2 separate regions of the Homo sapiens genome follow, and region 1 is linked to region 2. A link is an interaction called in ENCODE POLR2A ChIA-PET data of the cell type or tissue named here. Cell type or tissue: GM12878. All regions are shown on one strand. Each heading gives the region's core, and the rest is flanking DNA. Links, peaks and the distances in the headings are about the cores only.

What was found. Peaks named below come from ENCODE experiments on the same cell type or tissue, not always from the same donor. Only the 100,000 strongest peaks of a DNase experiment are listed, where the experiment ranks them.
Region 1: POLR2A ChIA-PET joins it to region 2 with 10 read pairs; 2 of 35 experiments call an interaction of 5 or more read pairs at or near these places.

The regions. Positions count from the first base shown.
Region 1 is chr10:31,154,183-31,164,796 of GRCh38, forward strand. LOC105376481 (a long non-coding RNA gene) reads left to right here. Exons shown (of 3, transcript XR_001747410.3): 3 at 1,211-1,747. Among named protein-coding and RNA genes, the nearest start is that of LINC02664, 28 kb to the right of the region's middle. In GM12878, for the core only: no CTCF peak of the experiment used is centred there; no DNase peak of the experiment used is centred there.
Region 2 is chr10:30,738,014-30,748,627 of GRCh38, forward strand. No RefSeq gene overlaps it. Among named protein-coding and RNA genes, the nearest start is that of LINC02644, 20 kb to the left of the region's middle. RefSeq lists enhancers at 316-405, 466-535. In GM12878, for the core only: no CTCF peak of the experiment used is centred there; DNase peaks (open chromatin) are centred at 4,658 and 5,581; H3K27ac peaks cover 1,165 bases.

The DNA.
Region 1 (10,614 bases), core at 1,114-9,113, 420 kb after region 2:
GCAGAGGGTGAAGGGGAGGTGAAAGGGACCTGATGTGTAGAGATCATGTGGCAAGAGACAGGAAGAGGCCGAGCTCAGTGGCTCACGCCTGTAATCCCAGCACTTTGGGAGGCCGAGATGGGCGGATCACGAGGTCAGGAGATCGAGACCATCCTGGCTAACGTGGTGAAACCCCGTCTCTACTAAAAATACAAAAAAAGTAGCCAGGCGTGGTGATGGGTACCTATAGTCCCAGCTACTTGGGAGGCTGAGGCAGGAGAATGGCGTGAACCCAGGAGGCAGAGCTTGCAGTGAGCTGAGATCGCGCCACTGCACTCCAACCTGGGTGACAGAGCGAGACTCCGTCTCAAAAAAAATAAAAAAGACAGGAAGAGAGGGGGGGAGGAGATGCCAGGCTCTTTTAAACAACCACTTCTCATAGGAACTAAGAATAAGAATTCACTCACTCCTGCAAGAATGGCACCAAGCCATTCATGAGGGATCTACCCCCATGGCCCAAATGCCCCGCACCAGGCCCCACCCCCAACAGTGGGGATAAAATTTCAACATGAGACTTGGTGAAGACAAACAAACCATACCTAAACCACCACAGTCTCCATTCAAGGAGAACTGATATTGAAGCACAGTCTTCTCTTGACCCAACCACCCTTTCCATCAGATCCTCCAAAGGCCAAAAAAACATTTAGCTAGTTAGACAGTCCAGAAAGAGGAATTTCTTATCAGAAAGGGCTCTGCAAGAAGACCAACCTGACTTTCCCCCTCCTTCTCTTCTTTACTACGTTCTTTGCCTGACTTAGCCAGGCAAGCTCTTACCGCAGTCTACTCTTCTTGATGGCACTGATGGGAAGGAAGTAGAAGAGACCCACATCTAAGTTTTCTTATAAAAACTTCTTGATCATTTTGGTCAAAAGTACAGTGAGCACATGGTGTGTATATAAATGTACCTAAACCATTGAAATAGCTGGGGATGTGCAGTCATAAGTCACTTAATGTGCTGTTAGGTGATTTCATCATTGTGCAAACATACCGGAGTGCACTTACACAAACCTACATGGTTGAACTTCCTACACGCCTAGGCTACATGGTATAGCCTATTGTTCTCAGGCTGCAAACTTAACCCAGGGTCCCTAGGTTTTTGGGTATGGACTGTGAAAAAGTACCCACTAGTACCTGTTGTACCTTAAGTTCTTCTTGTTTCCAAAAATTCCAGGAAGAAGCTCAGCCCTGGAAAAGCAAAAACCCATTGGATCCAGAGGTGCCTGAGTTGGAGATGAACTTTGGAACTTCCCTCATAACCGTACTAAAATCCCTGACCAGAGAGTAACTTATTTGCCATTTTCTATACATGTGACATATGTAGAAGCATGATCAATGACAGCACATGTGCTATTAATATCTTGCTCCATCTCGACATACAGTGACTCAGCTCACCAGGCCAACAAAAGGCCTGTTTTCACCTTTGATTGGAGGAGGCACTCCTTTGAGAACTATCCCCCATGTCCTCCTCATTTGTTGCCACTAATAAAATCCCTTTAAGTCCCCATTGCTTAAGTCCCCATTGGTTGTGGTCACTGGACTGCCACCTGCCATGTGATGGCACTGACCCGTTGTATGGGTAACAAAACTTATACAGTGTATCACTGTCCTGGATACTGCAGGCAATTGGAATGCAATGCTAAGCATTTGCATAACTAAACATAGAAAAGGTACAGTAGGACTAGGTGTGATGGCTCACACCTGTAGTCCCAGCACTTTGGGAGGCTGAGGCAGGCAGATCAGTTGAGCCCAGGAATTTGAGATCAGCCTGAACAACATGGAGAAATGCAGTCTCTACAAAAAATACAAAAATTAGCTGGGAGTAATGGCCTGTGCCTGTAATCCCAGTTACTGAGGAGGCTAAAGTGGGAGGATCCCTTGAGCCCAGGAGTCTGAGGCTGCAGTGAGTCATGATCTTGCCTCTGTGCTCCAGCCTGGGCAATAGAGTGAGACCCTGTCTCAAAAAAAAAAAAAAAAGATACAGTAAAACTATGGTATTATAGGCCAGGTGTAGTGGCTCACGCCTGTAATCTCAGCACTTTGGGAAACCAAGACAGGTGGATTGCTTGAGGCCAGGAGTTCAAAACCAGCCTGACCAACATGACGAAACCCCATCTCTACTAAAAATACAAAAAATTAGCCAGGTGTGGTGGTGGGCACCTGTAATCCCAGCTACTAGGGAGGCTGAGGCAGGAGAATCGTTTGAACCCGGGAGGTGAGGGTTGCAGTGAGCCGGGATCACGCCACTGTACTCCAGCCTGGGCAACAAGACTGAAACTCTTGTCTCAAAAAAAAAATGGTATTATAATTTTATGGGATCAATATCCTTCATGTGTCTGTTATTAACTGCAATGTTGTTATACAGTGCATGACTCTTCTTGGTCTGGACCACCTGGGACCTGGTTGAAGAGACTAGATACCAGCTAGTTCAGCCTTTATCTTGACAAAATCAAAAGAGTTGCCAGAAAGTCCTAGAATCGCCAGTTGTATTTTAAATATTGTGCATATAAATATAATGAGCAGTATTTGGTTTTACTACCATCATTTATTTCAGCATAATTAAAGCCATTTCTTCTTTAAAAATTGACTGTCGTATTTATATTTATAATCTGAGTTCAAGATTCTAAATTTTACTAATTCTTTTACTATTTCATCTTTTAAAAAATTATCTAACATATGGAAAGAAAAGGGAAAGATTACTCATTTAACTGGAATCATGTTTGAAACACTCTGAATATATTTCCTAACATTTCCTGATTGATTGCCTGGGAAATAAATATGCCCAAATGGTAGCATTATATTTATAATTCTAAGTCAGGAATATTTCCCTTATTGCTCTGCCTCTGAAATAGAGTCCCAAGAAAGTGCATAAAATATCAAAATAGTGTTTTCAATATCTGCCAAACCTGAACGTTTGCATCTCAGAAAGCAAATGTGCAACTAGTGAGTAAACTGCCTCTTTGTCAAACATAAATGTGGCAAATTCTAAGGCAACTCCTTTTCGACTAAATTGTCTCAGCATGCAGAGCAGCAGGGAGAATGTTTGCTATAGGACACAGGCAAAAAAACAATCTTTATGTTATTTTTTCCAGGAGGGTATTACATTACGTTTCAGAGAGAAATGATGAGCTATTCATGATGAAATGGCACATTTTCTTGCAGAATCACCTACTCTATTTAAATGTGTTCGATTCTTTAGAAGGTGTCCCTAATGTCCCACTGAGTCACAGTCTCCTCCCTGCCTCCTCTCCAAGTTCTTCCTTCCTAGCAGAGGAGATGTTAATGAATTCTGAAACATGACTCCTTGCTCTGGATGTCCACGTAGCCTGACCTCTCTAGATCCACTCTGACAGCACATACATGCTTTTCAAGAGGCACAATTTTGTCTTGTCTGGAGAGCAATGTAATTAGAAAGCAATTTGGCCCACACACGCAGCTTCCATGGTCACTTGGCACAGCCTCAGCCTCCTTCTGGCGGGGCTGGTTTTGTTCTGCTTTGGCTGGCCTCCTAGATGTCTAGCGGCTCAGTGATCCTCGTCCTCGCTTGCTCGGAGCCCAGGCTTGGCCAGACTTAGAGAGTGTCAGGTGCTGTCTGCTGGGAAGCCGTGGGGGCTGCACTGGAGCCCCACGTCGGCCCCATGTCCCACATGGCCTCCGGACATGTGCGGTGACGCCTCTGCACAAAAGAGACTCAGAGACCTGACATGAGCGGCCCAACCACTCTGTCTGGCTGGCTTCCTTGACTTTATTTGCTGAGCATCCAGAGGACAAAGAGAATCCGGTGGCACATCCAGCCCCCCAGATCTCCCTTATTACATTGCTCACAAATTTTTCCTCATCCCCCAGGCTCCAAATTGGCAGTGATCTTTAATTCTGCTCCCTCCATTTGTCTCTGCGTCCAACAAGTTACCATATCCTACACATTTGGCCTTCTCATTTCTGCCCTCGATACTGTAATTCAGGCCTCTTATCCAACCATTGTAACAGCCTCCCAGCTGTTATTTCCACACGGAACTCCACTTCCTCCAATTCTATTATAGCATTTCCCGGTAGTCAGATTAGTTTTCCAAATATATAGCATTGGCAATGTTATAATATCATCCTCCTGCTCACAAATCTTCAGTGGTTTCTCATGGTCTATAGTTTCTTTATTTGTGCGTTCTGGCCCACTGCCTGTTTTTATAAATAAAGTTTTATTGGAACATAGCCACATCCATTTGTTTACGTATGGCTTATGGCTGCATTTGTGCTATGATAGCTGAGTTGAGTCATTGTGACAGAGACCACATGGCTTTCAAAGCCTAAAATACTATTTGGCCTTTTACAGAAAACATTTGCTGGCCTCTGCTCTAAACTGTGCTCCAGTTTTCCTTTCTGGTTTTCTTTCTTTCCTTTTTTTTTTTTTTTTTTTTTCGAGATAGAGTCTCGCTCTGTCGCCAGGCTGGAGTGCAGTGGCGCGATCTCAGCTCACTGCAACCTCCACCTCCCGGGTTCAAGCGATTCTCCAGCTACTTATTTCCCGAGTAGCTGGGAAATAAGTACACCCAAACGGTAGTATTGGGACTACAGGCACGTGCCACCATGCCCAACTAATTTTTTGTATTTTTAGTAGAGATGGGGTTGCAACACGTTAGCCAGGATGGTCTCGATCTCCTGACCTCGTGATCCACCCGCCTCGGCCCCCCAAAGTGGTTTTATTTCTTTATAGCCTGGGCTTTCATGCTGTCGTGCCTTGGCTTTCATTAATACACTCTCTGCTTAGGGAAATGCAACCCTCCAGGCCCATTTCAGGGGGACCCTCTGCATGGAGACTTTCCTAACTTCTGTTTCAATGTGACCTCCCCTCACTTTTTACTTCGCTATGGCATGTTGAGTGTTCTGGCTTTTACTACAAATATTAATCAGTATCCTATTGCTTCTCCTCTCACCCCAGTCTCTAAGCTCCTTAAAGGCAGAAGTTATGTCTTATCCATCTTTAAATCTCCCCAGGGTCACCTGAATATAGTTACTTAATAGATATTTGGAGATTTTCTTGACTCGGAAACTAGGAGTCTTTTCTTCCAGTGGCTTCCAGAATAGATAATCAACATTCCCCTACTGGGGAGAAACAAGGTGGGAGAATGAATACAACCTATGCTCCCCTAGGAAGGTTTTAAGAATTTTATTTTGTGTTTCTTGTTTTGTTTTGTTCTTGTGCATAAGAGATTAAGGAAATACACAGCTACTTTATAAGAGACTCCTTAAGAAAGAGATGGAGGCAGGACCAAGGAATGCACAAAGGATGGGGTATTTTGCCATAAAAAGTAACTGCAATACACTGAATGTGTCCCCCAAAATTCATGGTTTTAAAAAATTAAATAACTGCTTTTATTGAGATATAATTTGATGTTTTGATATGCATATGTATTGGGAAATGATTACTATAGTCAGGCTAATTAACATATCCATTACCTCACATAATTACCTTATTTTTGTAATGAGAACACTTAAGATTCACTGTCTTAGCAAATTTCGAGTATACAATGCAGCATTATTAGCTATAGTCACCATGATGTACATTAGATTTCTAGAAGCTACTTCATCTCAAATAAATGAAAGTTTATACCTTTTGACTAACGTCTCCATTTCTCCCAGCTCTCAGCCCCTAGAAGCTGTAGAGATCCATGTTTTCGCAAATGACAGGATTTAGAATTTCCTTCTTTTTTAAAGCTGAATAATATTCCAGTGTGTGTGTGTGTGTGTGTGTATCACACACACATGCATCTATGTATTATCTATCTATCCATCTATTCTATCTATCTATCTATCTATCTATCTATCTATCTATCTATCTCTCTATCTAGCAATTTCTTTATCCATTTACCTGTTGACAGACACAGATTGTTTCCACATCTTGGTTAGTGTGAATAATGCTGCAATGAACATGGGAGTGTAGCTATCTCTTCAATATACTGATTTTATTTTCTATAACTTTGTAATATACTTTGGGATTGAGAAGTGTGATGCCTCCAGCTTCATTCTTTTTTTTCTCGAGACTGCTTTGGCTATTCAGGATCGCTTGTTGTTCCATACAAATTTTATGATTATATTTTCCATTTCTGTGAAAATTACCACTAGAATTTTGATGGGCATTGTGTTGAATCTCTGGATAACTCTGGGTTGTATGGACATTTTAACAATATTAATTCTTCCAGTCCACAAACACAGAATATCTTTCCATTTGTGTCTTCTTCAATTCCTTTCATCAATATCTTATAGTTTTCTATGTAATAGATCTTTCACCTCCTTGTTTAAATATACTTCTAAATACTTTATTATTTTTTATGCTATTATAAATGAGATTTTTTATTGATTTCCTTTTTGGATAATTTGTTGCCGGTGTAAAGAAACACTACTGATTTCTGCATGTTGATTTTGTATCCTGCAACTTTACTGAATTTATTAGTTCTAACAGTTTTTTATAGAGTCTTTAGGGTTCTGTACATATATAATCATATCATTTGCAAACAGAGATAATTTTACTTCTTTCTTTTTTATTTGGATGCCTTTTATTTCTTTTTCTTGTCTAATCACTCTGGCGAGAACTTTTAGTACTATGTTGAATAGAAGTCATAGTGTGGACATTCATGTACCAGACCTTACAGGAAATGCTTTCAGATTTTCTTCAATGATTATGACATTTGCTGTGGGTTTTTCATAAATGGCCTTTAATCTGTTGAGGTAAGTTCATTCTATACCTATTTTTTGAGAGTTTTTAGCAAGAATGGATATTGAAATTTGTTAAGTGATTTGTGTGCATCTATTAGGATGATCATGTGATTTTTATCTTTCATTCTGTTAATACAGTGTATCATGTTGATTGATTTGTATATGTTGAACCAATCTTGTATCCCAGGGATAAATCCCACTTAGTCATGGTGTGTAATCTTTTTTATGTGCTGCTGGACTTTGTTTGCTAGTAATTTAGTTTGCTGGTATTGAGGGTTCTTGCTTTTTATTTATCAGAGATATTTGCCTTTAGTTTTTATTTTTCTTCCTTGTGGTGTCTTTGTATGATTTTGATGTCAGGGTAATGCTGGGTTCACAAAATGAATTTGAAAGTATTTTCTCTTCTAGTTTTCAGAAGAGTTTGAGAAGGATTGCTATTAATTATTCTTTGACTGTTTGATAGAATTAATCAGTAAAGCCATCAGGTCCTGAGCTTTTCTTTGTTAGAAGGTTGTTGTTTACTGATTTAATTTTCTTATATCTTATTGGTCTCTTCAGGCTTTCTATTTCCTCTTGATTAAGTCTTAATAGGTTACATATTTATTGCAGCACATCCATTTCTGCTAGGCTATCCAATTTATTGGTGTGCAATTGCTCATAAAAGTCCCTCATGATCCTTTTTATTTCTCAGGCATCCACTGTAATGTTTTCTCTTTCACTTCTGATTTTGTCTAGTTAAGGGTTTGCAAATTTTGTTTATTTTTTTCGAAAACTCAGTTCAGCTTTGATGATTTTTCTGTTCTTTCTTTTAATTCTGTATTTGATTTATTCCCACTCTAATCTTTATTATTTCTAGCTAACTTTGGGAAAAGTTTGTTCTTCTTTCTAATTCTTTGAGCTATAAAATTAGGTTACTTGAGGTGTTCTTTTTGTAATGGAAACAAGCATTTATTGCTATAAACTTCCCTCTTAGTAGTCTTGTTGCTGCATCTCATAAGTTTTGATATATTGCATTTTCATTTCTGTTTATTTTGAGGTATTTAAACAATTCTCTTTTGATTTCTTGACTCAATGATTATCAAGGAAATGCCATTTGGCTTCCATATATTTGTGAGTTTTCCTGCTTTCTCACTGTTATTGATTTCTATTTCATTCCCTTGTGGTCTTAAAGATACTTGGAATGATTTCAGTCTTCTTCAATGTGTTAAGACTTGTTTTGGAACCTACATGTGATCCATCCTGGAGAATGTTCCATATATGTTTGAGGAGAATGTGTATTCTTCTGCTGTTGGGTAGAAAGTTCTAAATATGTCTGTTAGGTCCATTTAGTCTAGAGCATTATTCAGTCAGCTATTTCTTTATTGATTTTCTGTCTGGATGTTCTGTCCATTATTGAAAATGAGGCAGTGAATTCTCCTATCAGTATTTTACTGCTGTCAATTTCTTCCTTCAGATCCGTCAATATTTACTTTATATATTTAGGTGCTCTGGTATTGGGTGTATATATTTTTATAACTGTTAGATTATTCAACCCTTTTATCATTTTGCAATGACTTTTTTTGTCTTTAGAGAGTTTTTAACTGAAAGTCTATTTTGTCTGATACAAGTATAGCCAGCCCTGTTTTCTTTTGGTTACTATTTACATAGAATAATTTTTCCTTCCCTTCACTTTCAACCTATGTGTGTTTTTAAATCTAAAGTGAGTCTTTTATAGAAGAAAATTGATGGATCTTGTTTTTTAAATCCATTCAGCCACTCTAAGCCTTTTGATTAGAGAGTTTAATCCATTTATATTTAAAGTAATTATTAATAGGTGAGGACTTACTACTGCCATTTTGTTAATAGTTTTCATCTATTTTGCTATTGTTTTGTTCCTCTCTTTCTTGCCGTCTTTCTTTGGTATTTGATAGTTTTTGGTAATGATTTGTTTTGATTCCTTTCTTTTTATCTTTTGAGTATCCATTATGGACTTTTTCCTTGTGGTTACCATAGGGTTTGCATAAATTATCTTATAGTTATAATCATCATATTTTAAGTTGATAACTTGACTTCAATTGCATTAAAAAACTCTACACTTTTACTCCCCTCCTCTCACACTTTGTTTTCTTGTAGTCAGAGTTTACTTCTTTTTATATTGGGTGGCCATTGGCAAACTTTTGTGATTCTGGTTATTCTTTTTTTTCTTTTTCTTTTCTTTTCTTTACTTTTTTTTTTTTTTTTTTTTTTTTTTTGAGACGGAGTCTCGCTCTGTCGCCCAGGCTGGAGTGCAGTGGCATGATCTCAGCTCACTGCAGACTCTGACTCCCTGGTTTAAGCGATTCTCCTGCCTCAGCCTCCCGAGTAGCTGAGATTACAGGCACGCGCCACCATGCCCAGCTAATTTTTTTTTTTATTTATTTAAAAAAAAATTTTTTTTTTCAGTAGAGATGGGGTTTCACCATGTTAGCCAGGATGGTCTTGATCTCCTGACCTCATGATCCGCCTACCTCAGCCTCCCAAAGTGCTGGGATTACAGGCATGAGCCACTGTGACCAGTCGATTCTGGTTATTCTTAATATATTTCTTAACTTTTATATTAGGGTTAAAGGAAATTTACGCATTGCTATTACAGTATTACATTATTCTATATTTGACTCTATATTTACCTTCATTTATAAGATTTATGCTTTCATATGCTTTTACACTGCTGTTTAGCATAATTTCAACAAATAACTCCCTTAAGTATTTCTTCTAAGGTAGGTCCAGTGATTATGAACTTCCTCAGTTTTTGTTTGTCTAGGGAAGTGTATTAGTCAGAGTTCTCTTAGAGGGACAGAACTAATAGGATACATATATTATATATATATCTATAATAGGATATATATATAATCTATACCTATAATAGGATATATATATATTATCTATATCTATAATAGGATATATATTATATATAATAGGATATATAATATATAATTTATAATATATATTTATAATAGGAGATATATATATATATATATATATATATATATATATATATATATATATAAAGGGGAGTTTAAGTATTAACTTACACGATCACAAGGTCCCACAATAGGCTGTCTACAAGCTGATGAGCAAAGAGAGCCAGTCCAAGTCCCAAAACTGAAGAACTTGGAGTCCGATGTTTGAGGGCAGATAGCATCCAGCACGGGAGAAAGATGGAGGCTGGGAGGCTAGGCCCGTCTCACCTCTTCATGTTTTTCTGCCTGCTTTATATTCGCTGGAAGCTGATTGTGCCCACCAGATTAAGGTGGATCTGCCTTCCCAAGCCCACTGACTCAAATGTTAATCTCTTTTGGCAACATCCACACAGACACACCCAGGATCAATACTTTGTATTCTTCAATCCAATCAAGTTGACACTCAGTATTAACCATCACAGGAAGAATTTATCTTTCCTTCATTCACAGAAGATAATTTTACCAGGTGTAGAATTCTTGGCTGACAGTTTTTTTTTTTTTCTTTCAGAAGTTTAACTATATCATCCCACTCTCACCTGGCTTGAAAAGTTTCTGGTTAGGAATCTACTGGTAGCCTTATTGAGGTTCTCTTACATGAGATAAGCCACTTTTCTGTTGCTGCTTGCAAAATTCTCTCCTTGTCCTTGGCTTTGATAATTTGATTGTAATGTGTTTCATTATATGATGCACTTATAATTGTATATCTTAAAATGAGGTCCTCTTTTGGTTTATCCTATTTGGGAACTTTTGAGCTTTATGAATCTGGATGTTGATTTCCCTCTCAAGATTTTGGAAGTTTTCAGCCATTATTTCTTTATATAAGCTTTTTGCCTCTTTTCTCTCTCCTCTTCTGAAAATTCCGTGACTATATTGGTTCTCTTGGTGGTATCCC
Region 2 (10,614 bases), core at 1,666-9,665:
CCTGATTGGCCGTGTCTTTGGGAGAACAGAGGCCCATGTGGTGCTCTCCCGGCTGGAAATTTTGCATCCTTGAAGACCTGTAAGTCTCCACACAGGGTCCCATAGACACCAGGAGGTGAACTAGTGAATCAGAGGAAGTCCCCTGCATCTTGTCTGACCGGTGAAGGCTGCCGACTGTGCCTCAGATCGCCCACACCATGAACGAAATCTCATGGGGATTTCTAGGCTATTGTCTCCCTGGTTTAGTTTATGGGGTAAGTCAACCACTGCTGTGTGGGTCTGGCCGGCCTCCAGCGATCATCAGGTCTTGCGTCTGGTTTCTGTCCCCATCACATGAATATGGATGCACCAAGAAAGGACACAGACATTGGATCCCAACAGACAGACATGGGTTTGAATCCTGACTCTGCCTCTTGACGTCTCTGTGACCTTGAGCAGGTTTTCTAACCTCTAGGGGCTCCAGTAACTCACCTACAACCTGGGGGATCCCATGCCTTCCTACAGGGCTTCAGGATTAGCAAGTGAGTGTGCCAATGTTTGGCTCCAAGCAGACACTCAATGAATGGTGAGAAGCGCCCTTATTCTTGGAATGGAAGCATTCCTACTTCTGTTAGACAGCCGTTGGCCACAGATATAACCATGTGGCATGCATGTGGCCCCTGCCTACTCCACACACTCTCACTAGGCAAGTCCTGAGCCATCCAGATTCAGAACTTTCTGACCAGCCAACGGCTTTGGACAGAGTCTGTGGAAGGTAAGACCCTCTACAGGGACAGGATCAGCTGCTGCAGGCAAGCATGCTGGCCAGAAGCTGCTGCTTCCTAGGGGACGAGAGAGCTACTGCTGAATTTGGCTGCAAATCGCTGCTAGGATTCCCATGGGTGCACCTGCTACCCAGGGAGCACCTCCAGAGTGGACCAGCCACCTGTGCCATAATGAGAAGCATAGGCCAGGCACAGTGGCTCAGGCCTGTAATCCCAGCACTCTGGGAGGCCAAGGTGGGCAAATCACTTGAGCCCAGGATTTCAAGACAACCCTGCGCAACATGGTGAGACCATGTCTCTGTGAAAAATAAGCTAAATTAGCCAGGCGTGGTGGCTCACGCCTGTAATCCCAGCACTTTGGGAGGCTGAGGCGGGTGGATCACCTGAGGTCGGGAGTTCGAGACCAGCCTGACCAACATGGAGAAACCCTGTCTCTACTAAAAACACAAAATTAGCCAGGTGTGGTGGCACGTGCTTGTAATCCCAGCTTCGTGGGAGGCTGAGGCAGGAGAATCGTTGGAACCTGGGAGGCAGACGTTGCAGTGAGCCCAGATCGTGCCACTGCACTCCAACCTGGGCAACAAGAGCGAAACTCTGTCAAAAAAAAAAAAAAAGAAAGAGAAAGAAAGAAAGAAAGAAAGAAAGAAAGAAAGAAAGAAAGAAAGAAAGAAAGAGAAAGAAAGAAAGAAAGAAAAAGAAAAGAAAAATAAGCAAAATTGCAAAATTAGCTGGGTGTGGTGGCACACACCTGTGGTCCCAGATACTTGGGAGGCTGAGGTGGCAGAATCACTTGAGCCTGGGAGGCGGAGGTTAAAGTGAGCTGAGATTGCATCACAGCACTCCAGCCTGGGCAACAGAGCAAGACCCTGTCTCAAAAAAATAATAATATATATATGGTCTTTTTCAGTTCCTGACACAGAACTCTTAAAAGCCTTGGAATTTCCTGAGGGATGGGGGTGAGAGGAGGTGACTTTTGTTCTAATTATGCGACTCTTGCTGGGCCCCTAGATTGTTTCAGGATGGGGGCTAGTCACAGAAAGACCAAATGTTGCTTAGAAACCTGGAACTTTCAGCCCCGCCCTCCAAGCTCTGGGGAGAGGTGAGGAGCTGGAGATTGAGTTAATAACCCATCTTGCGACCAGGCTGGTGGTTCACACCTGTAATCCCAGCACTTTGGGAGGCTGAGGTGGGCAGATCACGAGGTCAAGAGATGGAGACTATCCTGGCCAACATGGTGAAACTCCGTCTCTACTAAAAATACAAAAATTAGCTGGGCATGGTGGCACGTTCCTGTAGTCCCAGCTACTCAGGAGGCTAAGGCAGAAGAATTGCTTGAACCCGGGAGGCGGAGGTTGCAGTGAACCAAGATCGTGCCACTGCACTCCAGCCTGGCGATAGAGCGAGACTCTGTCTCAAAAAAAAAAAAAAAAATCAGTCATGCCTACGTAACAAAACCCCCATAAAAACTCCTAAATGATGGAGTTCAGAGAGCCTCTGGGTTGGTGAACACATTCTTGTGCCAGGAGGCTCTTGCACCCCAACTCCGCAGGAACAGAAGCTGCTTTGCTCAGGACCCTTAAGGACCTCATCCTATGTACCCTCCATCCACCATCATGGGAACCCTCAATTTATAGCCAGTCGTTCAGAAGTACTAGAAGCCCAGGACGTGCAACCCCATCAGGAGCAAGTGCAGTTTTGTGGGACTGAGCCCTAAAACCTGTGGGGTCTGTGCTCACTCCAGATGGTTAGTGTCAGGATTGGATTAAATTTTTTTGAAGTTTTAAGTTCAGGGGTACGTGTGCAGGATGTGCAGGTTTGTTACATGGGTAAATTTGTGTTATGGGGATTGGTTGTACAGATTATTTTATCACCCAGGCATTAAGCCTAGTATCCATTAGTTATTTTTCCTGTTTCTCTCCCTCCTCCCATCCTCCACCCTCCAATAGGCCCCACTGCATGCTCTTCCCTTTTATATGTCCGTGTGTTCTCATCATTAGCTCCCAATTATAAGTGAGAACATGCAGTATTTGGTTTTCTGTTCCTGTATTAGTTTACCACATGCACAAATATGTTCATTGCAGTGCTATTCACAATAGCAAAGACATGGAATCAACCCAAATGCCCATCAATGGTAGACTGGATAAAGAAAATGTGGTACATATACACCATGGAATACTATGCAGCCATAAAAAAGAATGAGATCATGCACTTTGCAGGGACATGTGTGGAGCTGGAGGCCATCATCCTTAGCAAACTAACGCAGGAACTGAGTTAAATTTTTGAACACTCAGTTGGTGTTTAGAGAATCAGATAATTGGTTATTAGTGTTGGAAAATACCCCACCATCTAAACTTCAAAGTGACCAGGAAGTCACTCCCAGGGAGTGAGGGAAACATCTGTGATATTTCCTTTAATCTATTCTTTTCCTTCCTCAACACAATCTCATTAATGAATGGCCTCAGGCAGGGGCAAAAAGTGATCAGGGACATGTCCGAGAACCTTCCTTTGGAGCTATATAGGTCTTCACCTCGTATTAGGAAAGGCCAGGCTATCTTTCCCAACAAGTCAAGCCATTGAGGTCATGTCAGAGGGTCTTAATGAGTCAGAATGCTTGTAAACATTAAAAAAAAATTTAAATCTCTAATTCATCAGTATTGCTAGATCTTTGAAAGGTCCTAGACTGTCAACAGGTGATGCTATTATTTCAGGTTTCCAAAGGACATATGACAGTCAGCCTTCAGTATCTGCAGATTCCACATCTGTGGCTACAATCAACCATGGTTTGAAAATATTCTGGGAAAAAAATGGATGTTTGTGTCATACTGAACATGCACAGGCTTCTTTTTTCTTGTCATTATTCCCTAAACCATATAGTATAGCAACTATCTACAAAGCACTTACATTGTATGAGGTATCATAAGTAATCTAGAGATGATTTAAAGTATACAGAGCATGTGGACAGGTTGTGTGCAAATAGGACACCATTTTATCAGAGACGTGAGCATTTAAGGAATTTGGTACCTGCGGGGGTCCTGGAACCAGCCCCCATGGATACGGAGGGACAATTATACTTTTAATCTTATTTTGCGCACAATCTTTAAGGAGTTTTAGTTCTTGTTCTCCTCCTGCCCGTGATACTTGAGCCTCCCTTGCTGCTTGTCACACTGGACAGCCACCCCATCATCTAGCAGAACCATCCAGAAAAGGAAAACAGGACAGAAAATCAAGGTTCACAGAGACCTGCAAGTCCACCATGGCCATATCTTCTCTTGTCTCCGCCCTGTTCCTGCCCCTCCCTCCACCAAGGTAATTCCCTATTTGACTTCTCCTTAAATGGTCTCAAAGACAAGTGAAGCCCAACTTGTCCAATGGTGGACTTATGATTTCTTCCCAGCCCTCCCGGCCAGCTCCATGTGATTGATCCCTTCTGAGGTCCCAGTGGCATGCATGGCATCAACCTCCATTCTGGAAGTTGCCCAACAAGAAAACTGAAAATCATCCTTATCATTTCCTTTATTCTCATCACTCAAACCAATGCATCTCCAAGCACCAATCATTTTACCTCCTCAAGATCTCATAAGTCTACCCATAGTTCACTGCCTGGTCCACTGCCACCCCCTTAGTCCAGGCTGTGTTCATCTCTTGCTCTGAAAAGGGTGGAAGATTTCCCTTTGGATCTAGTCAGATTCTCTTCTAATCTAATCCCCATACTGCATCTATGATCATCTTTCCAAAATGCATATCTGGTCCTAGCACCTCTGTTTAAAGGCCCCCAGGGGCTCCCCATTGCTCTTTTAAAAACTCCAATTCCGTAAGAAGCCCATAAGGCCCTTATTCAAATGCCCCTGGTTCTCTGTGTTCAACCACACTGGCTCCTTTCAGTTCCTCCCACGCCCTGGCAGCCCTTGCACACAGGCCATCGCACAGGCTCTGTCTTCCATCTAGAATGATCAAATGCCACCACAACTCCCCTTCGTCTAGCCAGCCCCTGCTTTGCCTTGAGATCTCACTCAAACATCACTTAGTGAAAAACCATCTCTGACTGCTCAGTCTGGGCAGTTCCTTTAAGACAAACTCCCCTCTAACTTATTCTTTTCTTTCCTCAGAGCATGCATCCCTGTTTGCAATGACATATTATTAATGTGATTGCTTGACTCATTTCTGTGCTCATTGTTGAGCTCCAGTGCCTAACACAGTGTGTCCTTAACAAATCCTGACTGATGAATGAATGAATAAATGAGTGAGTTAAAATATTGGGTCCTTGATTCCTCTTCTGATATTCTAAGATTTATGGGATCCCAAAATTGGTCAAAGCCACACGTTCCAAATATCCACAGATATATGTTGTCGGAAGCACGGAGTATTTCAAAGCTACAGGTCACCAACAGGAAAGCCATCACGCAAATGTGTGACACTCAGTCATTCTCAGGCACTTGGAGGAGAGGTCACAGATTGGGAGAGGATTCGGGCCTGAAGGCTTTTTGAGCTAATCCAATTCAATTTGGATATCACACCTGTCATTTCAGCATGGCTCCCACATGGCTTTGAAAGAGTGGTAGGGGCATTTGGGGTTATCACAGGATCAGAAAGCGTCCTACTGTCATAGGATCAGAAAGGGTCCTACTGTATTCACTAGGAGGGCCAGGGAACCTAAAAGGGCTTCAGTGTTGGGGCAATCCCATGCAACAATCCCATGCTCTAATGCTAGTTGCACTTTGGTGAGAAATACCAAGAGGAGTTTGGGTGGGGAAGGAGTAACACAATTACTTGTCCCCCTAAGCAACACTCACGATTCTAAGGTATTGAGCATGCTACAGCATGAAATAAGGAAACAGCTGTTTATGAAGGTACAGGGAACAAGGCAGTGGTCCCACAGCTGCCCCATTCTGGGATTCCCAGTCTGGTGCCAAAGCAAAACCCACACAGTCTGGACTATGGCCAGCACACATGCATGCACACAGATAGACTGTGGTTGGCATGTGCACACACACTTGGATGGGCATGGCTGGCACACACACACAAGTGATGCCTGTGGCTGGCACCCATGCATACAGGCACACACACAGGTGGATGGGTGTGGCTGACAAAGGAGATGGTGTTAATGGAACCTCCTTGATGAGGACGACCTCTACCATCCTTGCCGTGGCTTCTTTCCGGATAGACCTGGGGGTGTAGGGCTGGGTCTCATGGAGCCTCCAACCAGGGTGGATGTAGATCACCAACTCCAGCTCCAAGGCCAGGTTCCTTTCTTCTTGTATGTTGTTGTTGTTTTTAAGCACAAGACCCATTCTAGGCAACAGAGGCCCAGTTAGGATTTGCTTCACCACTTTATCTTGCATGGATAGAGATTTAATTAATCCTACCAGGATTCAGAGCTATTTTATGGGATATCCAAGTCTACTATTTCTCTCCAATTTATGATGAACTCTAAACCAAAACATATCCAGTACACTTCTTACATCTTCTTTCCAAGATGTGATCATCATAAATGATGCTCTTTAGAAAATTCCCTGGGCTCAGCTGACCCTGGTTTTCCTTCGCTGTATTTCCCCAAGATCATCTGATCATAAATAGAACTGCTAAGAAGTTCCCCTCCCATCCCCTTGTGACTGCAGAACCTTACAGCATGATATAATATAATATAATATGATATAATAGTCCAATATCCTGTATAAATTCTTCTAGTCTTTATAAGAATTCTGCTAACTTCCCTGGCTGAGGTTCTTCAACAATCCCATTGTTTCTTTCTCTCTGATAACAAACATAATGTATGTTTATGGTAGAATATTAGGAAAAGCACAGAGGAGAAAAATTAAAGATCAGGCCCTCTCTGAACATGCAGAGATAGTCACTGTAAATATTTTGGTGATTCTTTTCCTCCAAGCATACACAGTGTATCCTTCTCTTGTAAAATTGAGATCACATGATACAATGTTTTTTAAGTGACTTTTTGCATTAAGCAATGGATCCAAAACACATTCCACAACATGATTTGTGGGACTGTGTATTGTCACATTTCATGGATGTCTCAATACTTACTTAACCAGTCCCCTTATGCTGGACATGTGTTTTCTGTACAAATTTTGACAGTGCAAGTGGTGCTGTACTCAGCAACTCTCCACTAACTTTTTTCCTTAAAACAAATCCTAGAAGGAGGCTGGGCGCGGTGGCTCACACCTGTAATCCCAGCACTTTGGGAGGCCGAGGCGGGCAGATCACGAGGTCAGGAGATAGAGACCATCCTGGTAACACGGTGAAACCCCATCTCTACTAAAAATACAAAAAATTAGCCGGGAGTGGTGGCAGGCGCCTGTAGTTCCAGCTACTTGGGAGGCTGAGGCAGGAGAATGGCGTGAACCCGGGAGGCGGAGCTTGCAGTGAGCCGAGATCGCACCACTGCCCTCCAGCCTGGGAGACAGAACGAGATTCCATCTCAAAACAACAACAACAACAACAACAACAAAAAAAAAAAAAAAAAAAAAAAAAAACAGAAAAAAACAGAATAAATCCTAGAAGGGAAATGGCTGAGTCAAAGGAGATAGGATTTTTTGTTTGTTTTTTAGAAACAGGTCTCACTCTGTCGCCCAGGCTAGAGTGCAGTGGTACGATCCTAGCTCACTGCAGCCTCGTACTCCTGGGCTCAAGGGATCCTCCCGCCTCAGTCTCCTGAGTAGCTGGAACTACAGGTACACACCATGACATCTAGCTTTTTTTTTTTTTTTTTTTTTTTGAGACGGAGTCTACCTCTGTCGCCAGGCTGGAGTGCAGTGGCGCAATCTCCGCTCACTGTAATCTCTGCCTCATGGGTTCAAGCGATTCTCATGCCTCAGCCTCCCGAGTAGCTAAGATTACAGGCATGTGCCACCACTCCCAGCTAATTTTTGTATTTTTTTAGTGGAGACGGGGTTTTGTCGCCATGTTGCCCAGGATGTTATCCATCTCCTGACCTTGTGATCTGTCCGCCTTGGCCTCCCAGAGTACTGGGATTACAGGTGTGAACCACCACGCCCGGCAGCAAGATGGATTATTAACTCAATCTCCAGCTCCTCAGCTCTCCCCAGAGCTTGGAGGGCGAGGCTGAAAGTTCCAGGTTTCTAAACAACGTTTGGTCTTTCTGTGACTAGCCCCCATCCTGAAACCATCTGATCTGCCCGCCTCAGCCTCCCAAAGTGCTGGGATTACAGGCATGAGCCACTGCGCCTGGGCAACATCTAGCTAAATTTTTAAACTTTTTGTAGAGACAGTGTCTCACTATGTTGCCCAGGCTGGTCTCAAACTCCTGCCTCAGCATCCCAAAGTGCTAGGATTACATGAGCGCCCACAACACAGGTTTTGATACTTACTGCCAAATTGTTTTTCCCATGTCTCATAACAGAATGTACTTTTACAAGCAGCCTGTACAAGTGTCCATTTCACCAGACACTTGTCATCAGTGAGTGGTGGTTTCTTTTCTCTTGTCTCTAATTTTAAATGCAATAGTACACGTTCAATATAGTGAAATCCATCTTCAGACTGCATCGCCGTCCTGAGCAGCCCACAGATGCACAAAAGACAGCACTTCTGAATAACCACAGAAATAAATAGACGTATTTCAAGGCAAATGGAGTGCTGAAATAGGTTTTGTCAACCAAATGACAGAGCAAAACTATTTTTTTCTTTTGAGACAGGGTCTAACTCTGTCACCCAAGCTGCAGTGCAGTGGCATGATCTCTGCTCACTGCAGCCTCACTTCCCAGGAGCAAGTGATCTTCCTGCCTCAGCCCTACAAGTAGCTGGAGCTACAGTCATGTGCCACCACGCTCAGTTCATTTTTGTATTTTTTTGTAGAGACGGGGTTTTGCTATGTTACCCAGGCGGGTCGTGAACTACTGTGCTCAAGTGATCCACCCACCTTGACCTCCAAAAGTGCTGGGATTACAAGCGTGAGCCACTGCATCCGGCTAGAACAAAACTTTTTTTTTTTTTCCAGACGGAGTTTCGCTCTTGTTGCCGAGGCTGGAGTGCAATGGCGCAGTCTCGGCTCACTTCAATCTCTGCCTCCTGGGTTCAAGCAATTCTCCTGCCTCAGCCTCCCAAGTAGCTGGGATTACAGGCATGCGGCACCACTCCCAGCAAGTTTTTTGTATTTTCAGTGGAGACGGGGTTTCACCATGTTGGCCAGGCTGGTCTCAAACTCCTGACCTCAGGTGATCCACCCACTTCGGTCTCCCAAAGTGCTGGGATTACAGGCGTGAGCCACTGCGCCCGGCCACAAAACTATTTTTGTTCACACATTACAGATGACAGTGCGAAGCGTGGTCCTACCCCTATGTTTAAAATAACCTATTAGTGAGCAACAATGTCCCCAGCACTTATCACTCTTTCCACTCTGTTTCTGGTGGCATAGGCTTCACACTGCACAGGGTCACATTTTCAAATCTTATTCCAAGGTTTGTTCTCCCACCGTCTTATATCTCCTAGTTCTCACTTAAGGTCCTGCCAACTTATAGCTTTCTATGTCTTCCCTAAGCTGGGGAAAAAGGCAGGGTGGTAATGAAAGTTCTTGGCTGGGCGCAGTGGCTCATGCCTATAATCTCAGCACTTTGGGAGGCCAAGGCAGGCGGATCACTTGAGCCCCAGGAGTTTGAGACCAGCCTGGGCAATATGGCAAAACTCTGTCTCTACTAAAAATACACACAAACACACACACACACACTTAGCCTGGCATGGTGGTGCACGCCTATAGTCCCACCTACTTGGGAGGCTGAGATGGGAGGATGGCTTAAGCCCAGAAGTTTGAGGCTGCAGTGAGCCGTGACTGGACCACTGCACACCAGCCTGGGTGACAGGGCGAGACCCTGTCTCAAAAAAAAAAAAAAAAAAAAAAGACCTGGCAGGAGAGCAGTGTGGACACTGTCCTCCATCAGAGCGAAGGGTGCGTCTGCTGTGTGTCTGCTGCCTCCCTAACACTGACTCAGGGGTTGGGGACCAGACACGGCATTTGGATGCAGGAAAATGCCGGTGACTCATCCTCCTCTCGAAGGCTGGGCCAGATCACAGCACACTCTTGAGGTGAAGGTACCTCATTTGAAATTCACCAAAAACTCCCAGCGTCTCAAACAGTTCCTTCCGTCTGAAAAGTTGTATAAGATTTGTCACAGTTGGCCATCGCAAGTTCCAGCTCTAGAATTTAATCATCATATTGAACAACTAATTTCTAAATTGGTCTGTGATCAAGACCGCTTTGTAGGACTATTAATTGCTTGAAGTTTGCAGCCAGAAAATATGCGACAGCCTAGATTTTATGGCTCGTTCTAGATAATAGTGACATATGACTGAGAAATGCATCTGCTTCCCAACTCCATAAATTGGATGTTGTTTATAATAATGTAGCTAGAGCAGTAACACTTTATCTTAAGAGCTGCTGTCCCCACGGAAAGTCATTATTCAGTGTACACTTGATAAATTGGTCATCATTCACAGGCAGAAGAGAAATTGATGTGTCCTGTTTTATTTACAGAGGAACAGGCAATATGTTATCTGCTTATTGGACTGATGTTTTTCCTACCAGAAGGATTATGTTGCCTCCTGCGTGTCACTCAGAGAATTTTGTCAATGTCATCAGTCTTAAAAGCTTTATTGCCCGGAGCATAGGAAAAACCCTTTCTAGTCCCAGAATGATTTTCAGAGGAAGACCTTGGAAGGAGATTCTCTTTAGATACAATTTAATTTCTTACTTCCCAAATGGAAAAACAAAGAGGAAATGATAAATGACCAAGATAAGCTTTGTTCCCAACACTGGCCATGTCATGACAGGCAAGGCCTGATTTCACTCCCCACCCCCTTCAATACAGAAAGACAACAGTTAACC